Regions from separate parts of the Mus musculus genome. Here regions 2 and 3 are each linked to region 1. Evidence: chromatin loops called from intact Hi-C (ENCODE). Cell type or tissue: gastrocnemius. All regions are shown on one strand. Links, peaks and the distances in the headings refer to the core of each region. The heading gives the core; the rest is flanking DNA.

What was found. Hi-C counts contacts between places; a loop is a spot of excess contacts. Peaks named below come from ENCODE experiments on the same cell type or tissue, not always from the same donor. Only the 100,000 strongest peaks of a DNase experiment are listed, where the experiment ranks them.
Region 2: a loop joins it to region 1, with 10 times the contacts of the local background. A loop is called at or near these places in 23 of 42 quality-filtered maps.
Region 3: a loop joins it to region 1, with 3.0 times the contacts of the local background. A loop is called at or near these places in 39 of 42 quality-filtered maps.

Annotation. Positions count from the first base shown.
Region 1 is chr5:28,447,550-28,455,085 of GRCm38, reverse strand. No RefSeq gene overlaps it. Among named protein-coding and RNA genes, the nearest start is that of 9530036O11Rik, 16 kb to the left of the region's middle. In gastrocnemius, for the core only: no CTCF peak of the experiment used is centred there; a DNase peak (open chromatin) is centred at 3,702.
Region 2 is chr5:29,033,413-29,040,948 of GRCm38, reverse strand. No RefSeq gene overlaps it. Among named protein-coding and RNA genes, the nearest start is that of Gm35881, 29 kb to the right of the region's middle. In gastrocnemius, for the core only: a CTCF peak has its summit at 4,094 (motif pointing right); a DNase peak (open chromatin) is centred at 4,108.
Region 3 is chr5:29,277,361-29,284,896 of GRCm38, reverse strand. The region is part of intron 9 of Lmbr1 (limb region 1); the gene reads left to right. Among named protein-coding and RNA genes, the nearest start is that of Gm42244, 7.0 kb to the right of the region's middle. In gastrocnemius, for the core only: no CTCF peak of the experiment used is centred there; a DNase peak (open chromatin) is centred at 3,613.

The DNA.
Region 1 (7,536 bases), core at 1,027-6,026:
AGTTTTTAATCTGTTCTTATAAAAAAAAAAAACCAACAACTGCATCATAATGTTCTCAAAACTGGTATCTTTGTGCTATATGGGTTGCATAAGTTAAGAAATCACAGAGACTTCCTGAACTGTTGGTTATGTGACAAAATTTCTATCTTGTGCTGTCGAGAACCTTCACGTCCCTTCGTGAGAGTAAGCTGTGTATGAGAAGGGAAGTTTCCATTGAGAGGGTGGATGTCACTCTCTCAATGGGTGGATTGAGTCAGGTTGTGATCATTTTTCCTGTGCAGGAAGACATGTGACCCAGCAGCTGACAGGGTGGCAGAGAGGTCCTCCCCTGGTGGGGTCTCAATGTCATCAGTGTCACACTCCATGGGAAATGTTGGGCACACATGGAAAGGATGCTCGGTGGCTACAAGACTTGGCCAGAAAACACCGAAGCCCCTGCCAGGGACTCATGCGGGCACAAAGAAGCTGGCTATACTCAGCCTATGGGGCTCCCTAAGATCCAGGAAACCCAGGCACCTTCTCTCTGGGTACCCAGGAATGTGGCCCACATGTGACTTCATAGAAACAGATCACAATTCACTTCTTGGGTATTGACTTTCCAAGCACTCTGCTGAGTATATGTTCAAAGGTAGAGAGCAAGCTATGACCGTGGAACAAATCTAGTCCAAGGCCTATTTACACATAACTTATAAGCTGACATTGTTCTTAGTACCTGTAAATGTCTGAAACAAAGAATCTAAACGATAATATTCACAGCACCTGAGAACTCCATGAAACTTGGAGCTGAGTAGCCATCAGTAAACTTTCACTGGACACAGCAGACACATTCACGACATCTTGCCCATGGCTTCCTTCCTACCTGTGTGACAGACCTAGTGGTTACAGCAGAGATCATTAGGCCTCTGGAGCCACATACACACACACACACACACACACACACACAAACACACACACAGCTTTGCTGTGGACAAGGCTATTTCTAGTCTTTGTAGGATTCCCAACCACGGCTGGGGATGTGGTCTGGTCAGCAAAGTGCTTATGACACAAATTTGAGGAGTCAAGCTTGTTCCCCGTACCCACATAAAAGGCCTGATGGAGCAGCACTTTTCTGTGATCCCAACACTGGGGAAAGGAAGACAAGAGAATCCAGGGCTTTCTGGCCAACTAACATGGCCAGATCAGTGTGCTCCAGTTCAGCAGGAGACCCAGTCTTAAAGAATAAGGAGAACAGATAAAGGACATCTGACATTGACCTTGAGCTCCACATGCTCACCCACACACTGTGAACACAGAAACTAACACACGAATGCTGTGGATGGCACTGTGCTGCTTGTATTTTTATGTTAATTCTGCTCTCCCAGGAGAGGCTGTCTGGACTCAGGAATGGGTCGTGAACTCATTGGCTTCTGGTGAATCAATCCCTAATGAATAAAGGAGCCAATCACTGGGCAAGTAGGCGGGACTTCTGGTTTGGATGAAGGAAGAGAGGAAGCAGAAGAGAGTTAAGCCTTTTGGACAGGGACAGCATAAGTATAAGATGTAGCTGCTAGAGTTTCCCAGTATCATGGAGGATCCACAAGGATTTGCCACCAGAGGAATCAGATTTTAATAGGGCTTACAAGATTAGGTTTTAGTTGTTGCACCCAGAGATTGAGTTACCGTTGTTTCTGAACTAAGTTGGTGTTGCGTTTTCCTTCACACGGGGGCTCATCTGGGTTCAAGAGAGAAAGGTACAGGCGGCAAAATGTGTGAGTTTGCCTGAGGTGCACCACAAAGGCCATGGAGCTTTTGAGGCATGGGGAGACATGCTTAGCAAGCTGGGTAGAGACATTTGGGAGCTTCAGGCCAAAGAGTCTCCAGGAAATAAAACAAGTTGGCCATTAGCTGCCAGTGCACAGCCAGTCAGGCCACCAGGGCAGAGTTGGCAGTGCAAGTGTGGGAATGTGCTGTTTCGTTTTTAATATTTCCTGCAACACATACATACACAAAATGATAGATTAATCAATTATTTAAAAACAAAAAATGACTTGGGGGCTGGAACTGCGGGGCCTGCTCTCATCAGTAGAGGATCTTTCACTAGAATCCACAGGGCTTGTACACAATGCCCCCCTCCCTACGAGCCAGAGAATGCCTCACAGGGTTTGTGAGCACGGCAGTGGGAAGCCACCCCACTCTTTGGGGGGCAAACTGCAAAGCTGAATGTCAATCAAAGATGTACCTGGTCAGAGAGAACAGCCCTGCCCAGAGCCCCCACCTTCACCCCAAAATAGGAATCTGGGATTGGGAGAGAAATAGTTCTTTCTCCTAGAGCTTGACTCTCAAGCAGAAAATTCACTACCAATACACATTTTACCACATTAAAAGTGCTGAGGCCTGGAAGGAGACCTGGCTCTGGCATGAAGCTAACCACCATGTCCAGTCCAGAGTTTAGCAGCAGAGCCATGTCTCCAGACAAGACACTGGTTTAGCCTGAGCAGACCGAGAAATCTGTAGTCAAAGAAATGATAATACAACAAAAATCAAAGAAAAGCTGCCCCCAACCACAATTGATTTCTCAGTGCAGTCTTGTGTGCAAGGTGACGACGTGCATCTAGCTCCTGCAGAGAAGTGTTCCTCTCCCCTGATTCAGCCTCATTCTAGCTGGGAAAATCCTTCCAGGGGCTCTTAGCACAGTACAAGAGCTGGTTTTTAGATCCTCACAGCCTACATGCTAACCCAGATCCTTGAGAGGACTGTCAACGCCCAGGCCCATGTTGATTCCCTGTATGCCCAATCCATGGGACTCCAGGTGACAGCTGTCCTATGCCACCTATCTCTGGCAAGGAGGGCAAACAAAACAGCTAGGCAGGGGACTAGGACCCAGAAACATGAAAGCAATCTCCTGAGCAGTTCACATCCTCGGAACAAATAGACTCAGAGGTTCGTAAGGCACACATGGAGAACGGAGAAGGAAACCTAGCGTTTAATTTGGCATCCACATACATACACACAGGACTGTCCCTGCTATGCACCAAATATCCTCTGAGGCCCTCTTTGGCTCTTGGGCAGGAGGGCATTGCATTCAGCCCTGTGAATTCTAGTGAAAGATAGTCCCATTTCTGACAATAGTGGGCCCCTGAAAGTCCAGTCTCTGTCTCGTGCCCTGCAAGCCAATTTGTGTGTGTGTGTGTGTGTAATATGATTCTGTATGTGTTTGGTTTTGTGTTCATGGTGTATGTGTGTGCATGTGTATATAGAGGTCAACCCCAGGTATCCTCCATCTGTGACTTCTAGGAACCTCCAAATCTACCAGGTCAAAGTTCGTGGTCAGCTGCTATTAGCCCTAATAGCACCATCAACACTTGCAGAGATAGGCACCACAAAGGCAGCTCTGGGGGGATGCTGGGCAACTCCAGCTCGCTTTTGGCCAGAAGTGAAAAAGGTAGATTAGGTTTTAGTTGTTGCACCCAGAGATTGAGTTACCGTTGTTTCTGAACCAGATTGGCCCTGAGTCTGGTACTCACGCCTATACATATCCTCTCTAGTTTATGACTCCCATCTGTCGCATAAACATGAGGCATGAGTGAGGGGGTGTCCTGCCTTGGTGAACTCCCCAATCCCCTGTCATTTTCTAGCAGCTGTGAATTCTCTATGGTCCAGCCCTGCCTGGTAGCTAGGTAGAAAAGACCCAAGCACAGCATTCTTCCCTGCGTGGAGGCCGAGCGCCCTCTGGTGGCCATGTTGGGAAAAAGACTTGTGGACCCAACCAGATGGCTTAGGAGCAGGCACTGCACAGATACTTACACATATAAATAATAATAATAATAAAATTAAAAAGAAAAGCCAAATTAGGAGCACTGCACTGGCCCTACTCTGTAGCAGTGGACATGTGGGTCCTCATCTGTCCAACCATCTGAGGAGTGGTGGGTCCAGGGCTCATTGAGATAAATTGGATAGCAGATGGTTGAGACCTGAGGGAAAGAAAGGGAAGGTCTGGAAGGAGTCTGGCACTGTTCTAGTTTCATTCTGTTGCTGTGATTTAAAAGAAAAAAAAACATAGCCAAAAGCAACTCAGGGAAAAAGGGGTTTATTTCAGCTCATAGCCCCACAGTCAGCGAGCCCCACAGAGGAACACTGCTTGCTACCTTGCTCATGGCCTCATGCTTATCTAGCTTTCACATACATCCCAGTACCACTGTCCTAAGGAATGGTGCTGCCCACAGTGGGCAGGGCCACTGGAGAAGGAACATGGAGAGGTAAAAGGTCATGCTAGCCATGAAGACAAGCAAGGAAAGATGTAATCTAGAAATGGAAGTGGCCTGCTGACCAAAGGTGGAGGGCAGAGATGCCCACACAACTAGAACCACTGCAGGCATTCATGGGGGACCAAACTAGTACATCTGTGCTCATACTCCATACTCATACTCCAGTGAAGCATTTCCCCCCGAGACAAATGAGCCCCTGAGCCTTGCCTTCATGTTAACAGAAGAGCATATGGGCACAAAGGGCACAGTTACAGAGGCCATAGGGAACATATACCTGGTACCATGGATGAGACCCACACCTCACCTTGCCCACTAGTGACAGTCCCAGCCACAACAGACCTTCAACATCAAGCTGCCAGTGTTAAGCTAAGAGAACCTGGGACACATCAGTGAGGGCAGGAACTTGTGTGGGTAGCCAGTGTTATCAACACGGGTGGGATATAGAGAGTAGAGGAGGGGCTGCCATCTTACTCTTTCAAGCTCCTGCAGAAAGCATTTTGAAAGTCAGGAGAGGCCAGGAGGTAAAGAAATGAAGGAAAGCCAGCCAGGAACCTGGGCTGTTGAATCCAGAATGCCCCTGAGGAGGCCCAGCCCTGGTTGGAGAGCAAAGCAGGATCTACTCCAGGAAAGATGTAGTCAAGATGCTGTCAAGGCTGCCGAGACAGCAGGAGCTCCTGTCCTGTGGTATTCAGGATGTCCTAGCACATCTGCAGTCACAGGCGGGCACTCTAGCACCAGCATGCCAGCAAAGCTCTTGTGTTCTGGGAGCAAGGGTCAGCCTCCTTTCCTTTCTTCTTTGTGATTGTTGTTGTATGTGTAAGAGTCTTGTACCCGCATGCATGCCTGTACACCGCACGCATGTAGTACCCAAGGAGGGGATTCATAGCCTCTAGAACTTGAACTACAGACAGTTGGGGACCCTTTTGTGGGTACTGGGAGTCGAACCTGAATCTTCTGGAAGAGCAGTCAGTGCTCTTAACGGCTGAACCATCTCTCTCAAGCCACCCCCTCTGTTTTAACAAACTTTTATTGAAAGAAAAAGATATAATGAATGCCTGCTTTATGCTGGAATCTGTCACCACCAAGCCTCATACAGACCAAACATGCATTGTATATATGCACAGCTCCCCTGCCTTTGACACTCTGTGCTTGGGTAACAAACTACATCAGGACCTGACAGTGCAGTGGGGGAACAATCTTCTGACACTTTTTATTTTGAAATAAGATTTTTTTCCAGTGGCCTCCTATAGTCTTGAATTCACTCTGTAGCGTAGATAGGCCTTGAACTTGGTAATCTTCCTGCCTCATCCCCTCAGCTGGGTTTGCAGGCCTGTAGAGTCAGACACCACTCATTAGTATCTATGAAATGTGTAGTAGCATTATACAGTATTATGTAGTGGCACCTTTGTGTTATATATATATATATATTCTTATTGCTAAAAAAAATGCCAAGAACCATCTGGCCCTGTTGAGTTGTGCATTGTGCTTGCTTCTGGCACTCATAGCTGTTGCTGACTCCTGACTAATCAGAGTGGTGGCTGTGGAAGGCTGGGGTGGTCAAGGTGACTTTTTGCCTTAATGACAGTGGAATGGGCCACACCTGTCCACTCTTCCCTTCATGAACATCCCCTGCAGTTTATAGTGTTGTTTGAGAACATTTCTTTCAACACTGAAGTAATCCTCTCCAGCTCTGTTACCACTTCTCAACTAAGTTTCCATGACACCCCGACTCCTCGGTTGTCACAGGGATAGATTCTGTCTCAAGAGACTTCCTTCCAGGGGCTAAGGAGATGGCTCATCAGTAAGGTGTTTTCCACAAAAGTATGAAGATCCAAGTTTGGATTTCCAGAGCCCATGTAAAAAGTCAAGCCTGGACTGAGGAGATAGTTCAGTGGATAAAACAGTTTACACTGAAAGCCTGAGAATGAGAGTTCGAATCCCCAGCATGCACCTAAAAACAGATGGGTACAATTGCTGTAATAAACGTCAATGTGCCACAGTAACATTGTGAAGGAATATGCTTTTGTCTGAGCAGTAGCCACATTAGTCACGTGGTAAGCAGGGATGGGTGTGCCCTCTAGGCTTCGCTGTCCCACAGGCAGAACACAGGGTTGCTAAGGAACATGGTGGTCCTGGACAAGTGTCTGCTGCTCTTTCTCTTAAGCCAGGCATTAGCTTCTCTTCAGCTATGGATGTGCCCAGGAGAGTCCTCATCCAATGAAAGATGGTTTACACCGAAGGCATGCCACTGAGTGTCACTTCCGACTACTCTCTCAGCTTCTTCAGCTTTGTCACCTGACAGGTCAGGCAATGCCTGGAGGAAAGCTCTCCAATGTGACTCCACAGTTGGCAACATGGGCGATTCGCTTTCTTGTCACTCCTGTGCTCAGTGGGGCAGCACTTTCAATTTCCTTCCAGAAGTTTTCCTCAGCACTCAAAACTTGGCTAGCCCCTCAGTGCAAGAGGCCTCATGTTAGCCTAACCTTAGCCTAACCTGAAAGTCACATCCTTTCACTTGGGACATTTAGAAGCTGTCTTAGAGTTCTATGGCTGTGAACACGCACCAGGACCAAGACAAATCTTATAAAAGACAACATTTAATTGGAGCTGGCTTACGGGTTCAGAGGTTCAGTCCATTATCATCAAGGTGGGAGCATGGCAGCATCCAGGCAGGCATGGTGCAGAAGCTGAGAGTTCTATATCTTCATCTGAAGGCTGCTAGTGAAAGACTGACTTCCAGGCAGCTAGAGGGAGGGTCTTAAGCCCTATGCCCACAGTGACACACCTACTCCAACAAGGCCACACCCCCTAATAGTGCCACTCCCTGGGCCAAACATATACAAACCATCACAGAAGCTAATAAACACACAGCTATTTGTTGGCCAAATTTCAATATTATTGCCTCAGAAAATAACAAGCAAGGTCTCGAGGCCAGAGAGATGGCTCAGAGAGTAAAGGTAATTTACACCAAGCCTGGTAGCCTGAGTTTCACCTCCAGGAACCAAATAGTAGGAGAGAACCAACTCCCCCAAAGTTGTCCTCTAACCTCTACAACCATGACATGACATGGGCATGCCCCTCCCCCCAAACTGAGGAAGAGAGACAGAGAGACACAGACAGACAGAGTCAGAGACAGACATGCACAGACAGAGACACAGTGATACAAAGGGACTCACTTTTAAAAGAATTAAATTATAAGAATAACAAAGGAGCCGGCCACCTTCCTGGTGAGAGCACGGGGGTCTGCCAGGCCTGAGAGGTTTGTGGCACAGGCGCCGGCGGGAGCCTTCTT
Region 2 (7,536 bases), core at 984-5,983, 590 kb before region 1:
TGCAAAAACATATTAATTCGTGTGACGAGCTGGCAGGTAAGTTGACTCAGTGTCCTGATTGAAATGACTAAAAAACTAAATTAAATTCATGTTTTAGATCCATCCTTGCTTGTCATTTTGCCAGTTTAGACTAGCTTCTAGCCTTTAAACTTTATGGCAATAGTACATCAGAGACTGTATATTCTGACTTAGTAAAATTAGTCATTTAATAGAGTCATAATGATTTTTCTCTTTTCTTCAGTGTGACCAGTCATTCTAACTCAATCTTAGACTGGTCTAATATTCAGTCCAATGTTAGAGATTCCTATATTCTAAATTACCTAGCAAAGTTAATTCAGAGCACATCCCCCACTTCCCCTAGATCCCTAACCTCAAAAGGATTGCTGGCCTTACAGCTAGTGAAAAAAGCTATTAAAGAGCAATTTGTCACTTATATAGATTACACACATACACATGGAAGCTGAATAATGCCCTACTCAATGATAACTTGGTCTAGGAAGAAATAAAGTAAGAAATTAAAGACTTTTAAAGAGTTTCATGAAAATGAAGCTACAACACACCCAATCTTATGGGAAACAATGTAAGCAGTGCTAAGAGGAAAACTCATAGCTCTGAGTGTCTCCGAAAAGAAACTGGAGCGAGCATACACTAGCAGCTTGACAGCACACCTGAAAGCTCTAGAATAAAAGGAAGCAAATATACCCAAGAGGAGTAGACGGGAAGAAATAATCAAACTCAGAGATGAAATCAACCAATTAGAAACAAAAAGAACTATACAAAGAATCATTTTTTTTTTTTGAGAATCAACAAGAAAGATAAACCCTTAGCCAGACTAACCAGATAAAACAGAAATGGTATCCAAATTAACAAAATCAGAAATAAAAATAAGATATAACAATAGAAACTGAGGAAATTAAAAAGTTCATTGATCCTACTACAAAAGCCTATGCTCAACAAAACAGGAAAATATGAATTAAATGGACAAGTTTCTAGATAGGTACAAGATATCAAAGTTAAATCAGGATCAGATAAACCATCTAAACACTCCTATAATTCCTAAAGAAATAGAAGCAGTCATTAAAAGTTTCCCAACCCCCAAGGAGCTAAAGAGATCTGCAACCCTATAGATGAAACAACAATATGAACTAACCAGTACCCCCCCAGAGCTCGTGTCTCTAGCTGCATATGTATCAGAAGATGGCCTAGTCGGCCATCAGTGGAAAGAGAGGCCCATTGGTTGTGCAAACTTTATATGCCTCAGTACAGGGGAACGCCAGGGCCAAGAGGGAGTGGTGGTGGTGGTGGTGGTGGGGGACTTTTGGGATAGCATTGGAAATATAAATGAAAAAAATACCTAATTAAAAAAAAAAGTTTCCCAACCAAAACAAGCCCAGGACCAGATGGTTTTAGTGCAGAATTCTATCAGATCGTCAAAGAAGACATAATACCAATACTCTCCAAAGTATTCCATAAAATAGATACAGAAGGAGCACTACCCAATTTGTTCTGTGAAGCCACAGTTACGCTGATACCAAAACCACACAAAGACCCAACAAAGAAAGAGAACTTTAGACCAATATCTCTTGAGTATCGATGCAAAAATACTCAATAAAATTCTCACAAACTGAATCCAAGATTACCACAAAATAAATGATCTTTCACCAAGATCAAGTAGGCATCTTCCCAGGAATGCAGGGATTGTTCAATATAAGGAAATCTATCAGTGTAACCCACTAGATAAACAAACTCAAAGGAAAAAAAGACCATGCTCATTTCATTAGATGCTGAAAAAGCATTTGCCAAAATTCAGCATCCCTTCATGTTAAAAGTCTTGGGAAGATCAGGAATTCAAGGCCCATGTCTAAAACTGTTAAAAGAAATATACAGTAAACTAGTAGCCAACATCAAACCAAATGGAGAGAAACTGAAGCAATCCTACTAAAACAGGGACTAGACAAGGCTGCCCACTCTCTCCTTATCTATTCAATATAGTACTTGAAGACCTAGCCAGAGCAATTAGACAACAAAAGGAGGTCAAAGAATTACAAATTGGAAAGGAAGCAAGTCAAATATCATTATTTTTAGGTGACATGATAGTATAATTAAGTGACCCTAAAAAAATCCATCAGAGAACTCCTCCTGCTGATAAACAACTTCAACTGGATATAAAATTAGCTCAACCAAATTATAAACAGGTTGAGAAAGAAATTAGGGAAGCAATACCCTTCACAATAGTCACAAGTAATATAGACTATCTTGGTGTGACTCTAACCAAACAAGTGAATGATCTGTACAACAAGAACTTCAAGTTTCTGAAGAAAGAAATCGAAGAAAACCTCAAAAGATGGAAAGATCTCCCATGCTCATGGATTGGCAGGATTAATATAGGAAAAATGGCCATCTTGCCGAAAGCAGCCTACAGGTTCAATGCAATCCCCATCACAACTCCAACTCAATTCTTCATAGAGTTAGAAAGAGCAAGTCTCAAACTCATTTGGAATAACAAAAAATCCAGGATAGCAAAAACTATTCTCAACAATAAAAGAACTTCTGGGGGAATCAACATCCCTGACCTCAAGCTATACTACAGAGCAATGGTGATAAAAATTGTATGGTATTGGTACAGAGACATACAGGGAGAACAATGGAATAGAGTTGAAGACCCAGAAATGAACCCATACATCTATGCTTACTTAATCTTGACAAACGAGCTAAAAACCACCCAGTGGAAGAAAGACAGCATTTTTAACAAATGGTGCTGGCTTAACTGGTGGTTAGTATGTAGAAGAATGCAAATTGATCCATTCTTTTTTAATTTTGATTTTTTATTAGATATTTTCCTTATTTACATTTCAAATGCTATCCCAAAAGTTCCCTATACCCTCCCCCCACATGCAAACACCAAACCCAGACACTATTGCTGATGACAAGAAGTGCTTGCTGATAGGAGCCTGATACAGCTGTATCCTGAGAGACTCTGCCAGATCCTGACCAATACAGATGAGGATGCTCACAGCCAACCATCGGACTGAGCAAAGGGACCCCAATGGAGGAGTTAGGGGAAGAACTGAAGGAGCTGAAGGGGCCTTATCTGGCATCAATGGGAGGGGAGGCCCTTGGTCCTGTGAAGGCTTTATGCTCCAGTGTATAGGAATGCTAGCTCTGTGAGGCAGGAGTGGGTGGGTGGGCAGGGGAGCACTCTCATAGAAGCAGTTTAAGGGGGAATGGGATAGGGAGTTTGCAGAGGGGAAACCAGGAAAGGGGATTACATTTGAAATGTAAACAAATAAAATATCCAATTTAAAAAAAAAAGAAATTAGAGCGAAGACTGGCTAGGTAACTCTCTATACCACTCACAGCTCCATCCATGCAGCAACTGGCCTCCCTCCATGGTGTCAGTGTGGCCAGTTATGGTAGTTATTGTCTTAGATCAGGTACACCTGCAAGGGCAGACTTCCTTCCCATGCTGCGTGTAGACAGATACACACTGTAAGGATGCTCCTATCTTGGGGAAGCAAACGTATATTCTGGTCTTGAATGCTTTCAGTTTTATTTTCTTAACTACTTTGAAGGATTGACTTCCCTTCAAAAAAGGAAAGCTAATTTGAGGGGCGGGGATTAACTGTGAAGAATTAACTTTTAATTCTTCCAATCAACTTTAGATATATGACTCTATGGGAAACACTCTGTGGCTTTGGTAAAGTACTTGTATCTGGTGTTTTGGTGACAAGGAGTTAGCAGCACTTCCACTTGGGGAGCAAACAGGAAGGATCCGTGGGAGTTACTGTGCTTGGGAGCTCAGGGCTGACAGCAGCAGAACCTTACAGAGTCACACTCAGTTCACTTGCTGGTAAGAACCAACAGTTTCTTTCCATGGTTATCTTCTGGTTGGGTTTGTTGTTTGTGATTTAATGTGTTGAAAGGCATGTAGCGCATGCGAGTGCACGTGCGAGCGAGTGAGCGAGAGTGAGCGGGCGCGCGCGCGTGTGTGTGTGTGTGTGTGTGTGTGTGTGTGTTTTATGTTCTTCTTCTCAGGTAACAAAGACTTAGTTTTAGTTTTAGTACTTCAAGTTGCCTAAATCAGTTCTTTGTGGGCACCAGAGGGCGCCAACGTAGGTTCTTTTACTTGTGTTAGCACATTATTTTAAAAATGAATTTAGGGTTACGGCTGCTGGCGTTCTGGGAATTTGTTTTACTGTTCAGTTTGCGAACAAGATGTTCAGCGCCTGTGCTGATGCTCTGTTCTCATCTGTGGCTCTATGTTCAGGGAAAGTGGTAGGGAAGCAACTCTCCCCGAGGCTGTATGCTGCGAAGCTTGGATGCCTTTGATCCCCTTATAACTTAAAAAAAAAGTTCTTTCTTGTAACCTGTTGAAAAGTGATTTCCTAAGAGCTATTTGTATTAGAATGTTAGTGGCTATTTTACTGGAGGAATAAATAATGATGCTCATATAAATGATTGGGTTGCTGGCAGAGCCTTGGCTGTTGGTGACAAACCAGTGAAGAAAAACTTAAGGTTTATATCTACAGGCACGTAGGGAGGCATGTCTGTAATCCTGGCATTGGAGGTGGGCAGGACAATCACTGAGAGTTTGAGGCCAGCCTAGTCCACAGAGTGGACCTAAAAGAACATCTTAGAAGAATATAACCAGGGCCTGGTAGATGGCTTAGGAGCAAACTTATACTGAGCCGGATGACTGGAGTTTGGTCCTTGGTAGGGTGGAAGGAGAGAACCATCTCCTACAAATTATATTCTGTTTTCCAAACATGTGCTATGACATATATACTCAAGTACACATTCACATGTGCCTGTACATGCTCGCTCACACACACACACACACACACACACAAATAAATAAACAATCTAGAACCCCAAATCAAAACAGAACACCTCATTTGCATTTACTTAGGGCTACCAGTGTTCTTTGTGTCTGTGCAGATAGCCACTGGATGGGCTGAATATGATTTATCAAATTTGGCTTTCCTTGAGTACATAAGAGTATTACAATTAAGAATGTTCATCATGAGCTTACAATTAACAGTGACGTTCGTTGGAACGTTGATTTGAACTCTGTGGAGTGTGAAGCAAAGGGACAGGGTGTGATGTGCACATGCATGCAGTCCTTCTAGACTTGATGCACTCCAGTTTGAAAGCATTGTTTACTCTTTTAGCTAGCGCAGAATAATACACCCCACAGGTGCTTCGGGCAATCAGGCCAGCTTCTTTGTTGAAAGTACAGCTTGGGTTGTGCATTCTTCCAGCTGACCCTTTATTTTTACCAAAATACCTCTCCTGCTGAATTTCTATTTTGAGGCTAAGAGGAGTCTTTTCTTTCTTGGGCAAGACTGCACATCCCTCTGTTCATAAGACAAAGGGTGCTGTAGGGAGGTGAAAGGCAGCTGCTCGGACAGAGTGGCAAAGAGGAGCTCGGGCAGCTCTCTTAAAGCCTGCTGCAGGGCGTCTATGATGGGGTAGTCAATTGTCAATTGACTGAGGAAGGCAAACTCCTCTGTGAGAGGATGGATAGCTGAGAGGGGAGGTGGAGGAACAAGGTCAGATGGGCACTGGAAATAAAATTTGTAGGATGAGGTCTGTAGGGCTGTGGGCCAGTGTAGTCCTTGAGCTTAAAATCCTTGAGAATGATCAGATGGGTTGGGAGCACGTGCAGTATGTCTTTTTGCCCACCCTCTTCATTCCCTTTGTTAATTTTCCCCATTTCAGGTTTTTGCGGCATGACCGTGAGAAAGTGCTCCAGGCTTCTTGTACCCAAACTCCTTATCTGTGGTGATCCTCCTTCCAGGGTTGAACAATCTCTTAATTTGCAGACTACCACCCAAGTGAATAATCAAGAAAGATGAACACCGTGTACTAGTGACAGGTTTCCTGATGGGAGAATGATATAAACTCACTTGCATATTAATTATGTTCCTTGGAGGCCATGCCTTCACCCTGACCATGCTGTAAAGAATTAATAACTGTCCCTTGCAATCTCATTACAGTGGAATGGAGACCTACATCTTTCAGCCTGGAAGGGAAGTGTGCCCTTTATTGTATCATCTGACATTTATTCACTCCATCAATTATCCAGCAAGTGTTGTTTAAGTGTGTTCTAGGGTTGTCTTGGGCTGGGACTTCTACTCCATCATACAGACTTTGTCCTTGAGAGATCTGCTAAGCTATACCTCTTGCCAGTTCTGTGCTGCCTGCTGGTTCTATACCCTTGGATGCTTTATGACCTCTGCATAACCTATAAAGAATTGCATGTAGTCTTTGGCATGTGGGAGGAAACTCATTAATGAGGTTTATAGTCACAAAATTTAGTTTAGATGTTGAGAATGAGCTGAGGAGGAATAAGTTATGGAACCATTTCTTGTTTCATATATACGATCCTACACCACAGGACGAATGTGTGACTTTGGTCTAGGCAGGGGTTGTGAGTCTTGCCTAGAAACAGCAGAGAACAGCATGAAGCTAGGTAAGAGCCTACCTCTTTTACCAAGCTGAGACCAAGCTCAAGAAGGCAGCAAGAGCTGCTAAGATGGTCAGGAACAGTGAGTGCTCAGCAGGAACTCAAGAGACCTCCCAGAACAGTGCCCAGTGGCACAGGAAGCCAGATGAAAGTCTGGTGGAAAGGAGTTTCTGCGACCTGTGGGTGAGAGGACAATTTCCCTCATTTTCCAACCTCTCCCTCAGCCCCTCAGTCATCCACTATGGACTATGGCTGGCTTTCTGGTTGGGTCAAACTAGTGATAATGAGTTAGAGGTCCCTATAACCAAGTGCCCACTCAAAAATTTTGGGGACCTTCTTATCCCAACTCTTCGTGTGCAATGGCATTCATATGTGGCCACCATGTGCACACTTCTGATGGGAATGTGAGTTACTGACTAAGTGGACGCTCCCTAAGCTGCTGGTCCATGCACCCCACTGAAGGCTGCAGGCTTCATCCCTGGGCTTCCTGCTCAGGGAAGGCCTGGGGCCTGCAGTTCTGTTGCTGTATCTCACTACCCACATCCTGGAGAATGGGAGTCAGCAAGAATACCTGATCTTGGCAGGAAGTGCAGTCTGTTGTTGTGCAAGCCAGACAGGACCATAGAGTTGATGACTGTCGCTGACTGGACTGGGGAGCTTTTCTTTCCTGTCATCCACAACTCATGACTTCAGCTCTTCTCTACGTCAAGAATTCCAACCATTCAAGGCAGGAAAACCACTTCAACTCTTAAGTGACAAAAAGCAGTGCCAACTTGGAGGGGACCAGTGACCGACGGGTACTGTCCTTTTCTCCCCTCACACAAAGCATTCATCTAATTAGCTGTTTACTGTGGGGCAGGGCTGGCCACTTGCCTCTGTCTTATAGAGCAGGAATGTGGATTTGGCAGCTTATTTGTCATGACCAATCCATTGTGAGATAATTTGTAGAGTTTCTACATTTTGTTGTTTCAGATATAAGGCTCAGTCCATACACTGAGTCAAAGTCTAAATGGGTTCAGATAACAGCAGCAGTAGCTTTTTTCTCAAAGGCATTGGAAGAACAATAA
Region 3 (7,536 bases), core at 984-5,983, 830 kb before region 1:
AACCTCCTCTTTTTGCTCTCTCCAGTGCCAGCGCTGTTGTATCCCCAGCACCTTTGGGTGGTGACTATCTTCTCAGAGCCTAGCTTTGCTCTGGGGGAGGGTGGTACGTCATGTAGCACAGTTGAACTCTTTTCTACATACTATCCTTTTTCTGGGGGCCCTGCTTATTCCTCTTCTCTTCTCCAGCACTTTGACCTCTTGTAGTCCTGTCATTTCTGCTACCAGGTCGTTTCATAGTAGCTTCTTGTTCCCTAGAACTCTCTTTTCTGATGGCTCTTTCTGATCTGTGATTTTTCTATGCCTGTTATAGCCTTTCCAATTTTGGGAAGCGTCTTGGCCTTCTGTTCTGGTATTCTATCTGTCTGTAACGTCTTGGCCTTGTTCTCTACAGTGATCTGATGCTTGCACATCTCACACTCAGGCATCCACACTCTTAGCTAATCCTCTTATTTCTTCAACTCTTTTCTTGTCATCCTCCAGTTTCCACAGTTCTTCAATAGAGACTTAGTATGCCACTCTCTCAGTAGCCTTCATCCCTGTACGTGCAGTCCTATAACCAAACCCTTTTGCTCAAGCCATATTGACTGGTGGATTAGAAATGGAGCCTGCCAGAGTGCTTTCTCAGGTTCTTGCCTGTGTTCCAGGGCTGTATCCAGTGAAGCCCAAGCCCTACCTGCTTTTCCTAATGTTTGTGCTTACCCCTGATTGTCCTGCTTGCTCTTCCTTCTAATATGTGACCGTTCCTTAAGTCTGCTTTAAAGTCTTTGGATGACTTTTCTTTTTAGTTCGTTCTCTCTCTCTCTCTCTCTCTCTCTCTCTCTCTCTCTCTCACATTATGACCCTTTTCCTCTTTCCTTTCATTGCTCCAAGTCCTCCCATATACCCTCCTTGTTCTCTCTCAAATTCATGGCTGCTTTTCCATTAATTGTACATGTGTGTATATAACCTGCTCAGTCTATATAATGTTACTTATATGTATGTTTCAGGGTTAATCATTTGGTGTTGGATAACCAGTTAGCATGCGCTTCTCTGGGGAAGACTATTTCTTCTACTCTCAGCATTACTTAGTTGTATTGCAGGATATTTGATCACACTGTGAACCCTGAGATTGTGTTATTTACCGAAAAAGAAAACTTTTTCTAGTTGTGGTGTGGCTCAGCCTGTAGCACACACTTTTAATCCCTCTGGCTAGAATACAGATACAACCTTAGTGCATAGTTTTAATTGTAAATAATGAAGATGAAGTTAGGTTGTAGAAGGACATGCTTGAAAGGATGTTTAATTGAGCAGCAAAGTGACTAATCAGGGAAAGAATTAACAGACAAGGATTTCCAACTCTCATCGAAAGAGTTAGGAAAGGTAAGCTACCTAAGAGAGCGGTGCAGAGGGGGAAGGAAGCGGTTTTACCAGGACAGTTACACACAATGCTTTCATAGAGAGGACAAGCTGGACAGATGAAGACAGAATGAGCCAGAGAATGAGAAGGAGCCAGAAGATTAGAGTATAGTGCCAAAGTTAGTCTCAGGCCAAGCAGACAAATTTAGGAGAGGCCAAAAGAGAGACACCAGAGTGAATCAGTCAGCTTGGAGAGGAGCTTAAGCCAGAACAGCTGAGTTGTATCAGGCAAGGAGAGATCAGAAAGAGCTAGAAAGGATGCGCTTATTCATCAGTAGATCTCAGAGGCTGAAAACATTCTAGGCCTAGATAGGATTGTAAGAAGGCTAGAGGCTTCCAGTGCTAGTACTAGGTTAGTGGTAAGCCTTGGAGATGACAATCACCCAGGTGAATCAAAGTTTCTTTTACATAGTTGCCTATTATTTTTGTGTAGAGTTGAGGCCTATGGAACAATAAGTAAAGACAAGTAAATTTAAGCTAGTCCTGATCTGTGGGCAGGGGTGGGGCATGGGAGAGTGGGACAACAAGAGCCCCTGGGCCTAGTGTAGGCTTTTGAAACCTCAAACCCCACACCCCAGTGACACACTTTATTCAACAAGGCTACACTTCCTAATCCTTCTAATTTTTAAAAATAGTTCCACTCCCTGGTGGCTAAGGATTCAAATATATTAGCCTATATGGGGTATTCTTATTCAAACCTCCACACTCCTATTCACAATAGTCTCAAAAGGAGATAAACAAACCTCACCAAGGTAGTAAAGGACCTCGGCAATGAAAAATTTAAATCTCTGAAGAAAGAGATAGAGAAAGACACTAGAAAAACTGAACAACATCCCATGCTCATGGATTTGGTAGAATTAATATTGTGAAAATATCTATTTTTAGTTAAAGCTATTTATAGATTCAATGCAATCCCAAACAAAATCATCTCATTCTTCATAGAAATAAAAATAACTGTCTTACAATTCATATGGAATGAACAAAAAAGGACAATGCTGAAGAGATCACCATTCCAGATTTAAGATCAGTAACAAAACCGTAGGAATACAAACAGTATGGTACTGTCACAGAAGTAGACAGACCAATGCAATAAAATCCAAGATCCAAACATATGTAACTTCAGCCATTTAATATTTGACAAAGATGTCAAAAAGATAAGCTGGAGAAATGAAAGCATATTCAATAAATGGTGCTGGGAAAACTGGATGTCCACCAGCGAGAAGAGCTGTATCTATCAATCATCTCGCACAAAAACTAACTCCAAATGGAGCAAAGGACTAAACTTGAAACCTGAAACACTGAAGCTGCTATAAGAAAACACAGGAAATACCATCCATTATATAGGTGTAGGAGAGGACTTCCTGAATAGGACTTCATTTGCCAAAGAAACTAAACAGCGTCTGCACACCTAAAGAAACCATCAACCATGTGAAGAAGAAGCCTGTAGAGTGGGAGAGCAACCTTGCCAACTATAGACCCAACAGAAGATGATATCCAGAAAAAAAATATGTATGTGTATATATATGTATGTGTGTGTATATATATATATATATATACATATATATATATATATACATATATACATATATATATATATATCCTTCAAACACAGAGTCAAAAAACAAACTATTTGTTTTTTTTTAAAAAGGGAGGGAAACATGGCTGGGACATGAACAGAGAGTTCTGAAATTAAAAAAAAGGGTTATAAAATATCTCAAAACAATGTTCATATTCCTTAGCAATTAGGGAAATGCAAATCAAAACAGCTTTGAGATTTTACCCCAGTCAGAATGACAAAGATCAACAAAGCAATTGACAACAAATGCTGGGTGCAGTGTGATGGAAAAGGAGTCCTTATTCACTGTTGGTGGGATTGCAGACTGGTACAGGCATTATGGAAATCAATGTAGAGAATTCTCAAAAAGCTGCAAATAAATTTACCATGACCCCGTTCTGCCACTCATTGCCATTTGCCCAAAAGACTCAATATCGTACTATACAGATACTTGCTCAGCCACATTCATTGCTGCCCTGTTCATAACAGCTAGGTCACCTTTTCTTTGCTCAGATATCCCTGACTACCTCAGCTGCTGACCTTGTTTCCTGTTACTTGAGGAAACAGAAGCAACTATGAAGAAGATGTACCTGCTGCTCCCTTCCACCAAGCTTGTCACTGCCCATTACCTGACTGTGCAGCCTCATCTCTTGGCCCCATGCCTGGCTTGACTTTGCTCTGGGGCAAGTCCACCTTGCTCAGATGCCAGCCCTCGTCTCTGTCCACCGACCCAGGGACTTAGCTGCTGCCATTCTGCCTCCTCTCCAAGGGCTGCATGAAGACATTTCCACCTGCATGAAGACAACTATACATTTTTTTAAAAAATTGTTTTTTATTATCCATACAAAAATGCTCACTTCTATACGAGGACAGGAGGACAGAGGTCATGTGTATCAGGCGCTACATGCCAGCCCTTCCCCAGTCCTGCATCTGGCTTCCTGAGGGAACACTGTGCATAGTGAAGGCCCTGGTCTGGGGCACTGGCCACATCCCTATGAATTGTACCTCTGTCTGGCCTCTGTCAGGCCTGTGGTACTTGTAGAAACTATAGTCCTCTGTCATGACTTTGACATAGTATGAGACCCAACTTGAAGGCTGATGCTAATACTTCGGTGGGGTACTAGAGACTGAGAAAGGACTACTGGGAAAAAAAAAGAGATGATGCTCAGAGGTACGAGGTCTCGGAGGAGCAGTGCTGTGAGCTAGTGCACTGCACGGAGGGCACAGGTTAATAATGAGGACAGGGCTGGCAAGGATGTTGGGATACAGGGACACTTGTTCACTTTTGGGGAAACACAAGCTGGTGCAGCCACTGTGTAAATCAGTATGGACACTGTTCACAAAGATGGAAGTAGATCTGCCACATGATCCAGCTCTACCACTCCATGACAGATAAGCAAAGGACTCTCTATCCCCCTATAAAGATACCTGCTGACCAGTGCTCACTGCTATTCTATCACAATAACCAGGAGGTAGAAACTTCCTAGATGCCCATCAACTGCTGAATGGCTAAAGAAAACATGATACATTTACACAATGGAAATTTGTTTAGTTAAGTGGAATTACGACATTTACAGATAATAAATAGATCTGGTTCATCAGTCATTAACCCAGATTCAGAAAGATGAGCATCACATTTTCTCTTATTTATGGATGTTAAAGATTCAAAGTATAAATGAGAGAAAATATGTGATACATACATACCCATACATAAAAAGTTTTAATGGGCTTTTGGTCGGCGCCAGCTCCGGGTCACCTTGGGCACAAACTCGGTGGACGGTCCCATGGATCCTAGAGGACTCTCCACCGATCTTAGCATCACTGGTGAGTGGAACACAACATCTGTTCCAAACCAATTGTGACAGGCCAGTGCCAGCAGCAGGGATGCAGGAAACCAGCCTGATCAGGGGGCTCAAGTCCCTTCTGGTCGGCGCCAGCTCTGGGTCACCTTGGGCACAAACTCGGCGGATGGAACTTGGGGCTCTAGCTGCATATGTAGCAGAGGATGGCCTAGTCAGTATTCAATGAGAGGAGAGGCTCTTGGTCCTGTGAAGGTTCTATGCCCCAGTATAGGGGAATGCTAGGACCAGGAATGGGAGTGGGTGGGTTGGGGAGTAGGGGGAGGGGGAAGGAGATAGGGGATTTTCGGAGGGGAAATTAGGAAAGGGGATAACATTTGAAATGTAAATAAAGAAAATATCTAATAAAAAAAAGTTTTAATGGAGCTATCCTGTAATAGGGCAACAATCTACTAAATACCATGGGCTAACAAAAACACAGTGCAGGTTGGATTATCTCTTTGTGAGTTGTTGGCTGGTGAAGTCCCATAGATCCCTAAACATTACAGACTATTGCCAATGCTTTTGGTTACCCTTCCAAACTTGACAGTAAGGCCCAATTGCTGAAGATTGGACATGCATGCAGAAATCAAACAGTTCAAATCAGGAAGCTTCATTTCTACTGGCTAGCTTTCATAGTGCAGGAAGGCGGTGTACAAGCTACTGGGGAAGAAAAGGAATCAGGTATTACCCAGTTGTGAACACTGGGAGCTACAGTAGCAAGTGGCCTGACAGAACATAATTATGATAGGAAAGTAGATTTGCTTCTTTGTTCTAGGTCTTGACCTCAAAGCTCCTCATGCAGGACTTGCCATTCTTGTGAGTGCCGCAAGTATTAGTCCTACATCCTCAAGTCCACCTCCACTGCACACTGCCCCTCCTCACCTGCTTTATTTCTCTACAGTCTTTCCACTCTGTGACACGCCTGTCTCTCCACAGTGGACAGAGCTTCTCAGGGCAGGGAGCCTCGTAAGTGTGCCCTGCTGTGCAAGGTACAGGCTGGGTATAAAGACTATATGTATCCCATGGTTGTTCGTTCCATTGGTGGGTAGATAAAAATCAAATAAAAACACCAAACAAACCCAAGGTAGAGCATTAAGAAGGCAGGCAGGGAAAGTGAAACTCAATGGGAGGACAGAAAACAGAATCCTGGTGACATGTTTAGGAAGGGTGACACAGGCACAGTAAACAGCCGAGGTTGGGCAGGTGGAGATCAGGGATTTCCCACTGTTGTACCCACACAGTCTGTGCAAGCAGAACTGTTTACTTCCAGGGCTCGGCAGTGAGGACCCATTACAGTAATCAGGAGAAAATCATTTATAGCTCTTCCCAGTGTTAAGAGGCTGCATATACCATAACATGCTTAACTGTTTAAGTAATGCAGCAGCATTAATTGAAATAATTAGATTTTGTGCGTGTATAGCCCATGGGTGTACTGGATAACTTTAGAAGTTCTATAATGAATAGAAATTATTTTTTTTTGTTTGAGTTCAAAACATTTACAGCTCTTTTAAGGTAATTTATTTTTAAACTATTAAAGTCTTTGAACTATAATTCAATTCTGTTAGGCACTATTTTCATCTTTGTGATAAAAATTTGTATATCACTTTTGGAGGAGTGGCAGTTTCTTGCTTGTTTTATTCTAAGTAAGTTTTTTTTTTTTTCCAGTACTGGAGATTGAACACTGGGCCTTCTTTGTACATGCTAGCCAGGCCCTCTACCACTGAGCTCTCGCCAGCCTCTTGATCCTAATCTTTTTTTTTTTCTTTCTTTTTTTTAAGGCTGTTCACATTAAAATTTACATTAACTCTTTATTCAGAGCACAGAAGCAGTAGCAGTTTTTTCTAGGTTTTAATACCGTTGGGTTCTGAAAAACAAAGGGGCTGAGGAGAACAAGCTGTGCCTGTGCAGCCTCTCTTCCCGGACCTCGGGGACCTCGGCCAGCTTCTGTGTCATTGTCAGTATTTGATTCTTGCTACTTAGAAGTTGAGTTTCAGGGTTTTGTGAAGATACTGAAACTCAGGATTTATCTGTGGCTGCTTTGTCATAGTGCTTTCTGTCAGGCACTTGTGTTACCGCTGTACTGCAGGCAGTTAGGATATTGCTTATCTAATGTCATTTATAGATGGCGAACACAATAGCTTTCTTAATCAATGAGTAAAGAATACCTCTTTGAATAGGGATATAAGCACCATATGTCAAGTACTATAGTAGGCTATATGTATAAATTACTGTATTTGTTTGCCTACACATCACACACACACACACACACACACACACACACACCTCTAGGGAAATATTTTGGACTTCAACTCTGGGATTCTATGCAAAGTGTTTGGGCATAGTCAGACAGCCTAGACTTGATAGTGTATCTTCAGAAGGCATTTGTATAAATAGGGATGAAACAGTGACAGAAGTCAAAATTTATTTGGCTTCTTGGTCCCTTTGAGTCACTTTCATATAATAAAATGTAGTTCAAACAAATTATTTGCTGCAAGAGTGACTGAGGGAAGCATAAACTAAAAGGGCCATTTTGGGAAACAAAGCCGAAGACTGTGGATCATGTGTCATACATAGTCCTTGGAATTAGGAAGAGAAGTTGTATTATAAAACTCACACTCAAAAAATCGGAATGTGATTCCATATATTTCAGCTTTCTTTCAACCACATCTGTGTGAATGCTGGTGTTACCATATTTGATGGCAGAATAAAATATGAAGGATAAAGGGTGGTCTTAACATCTTGTCT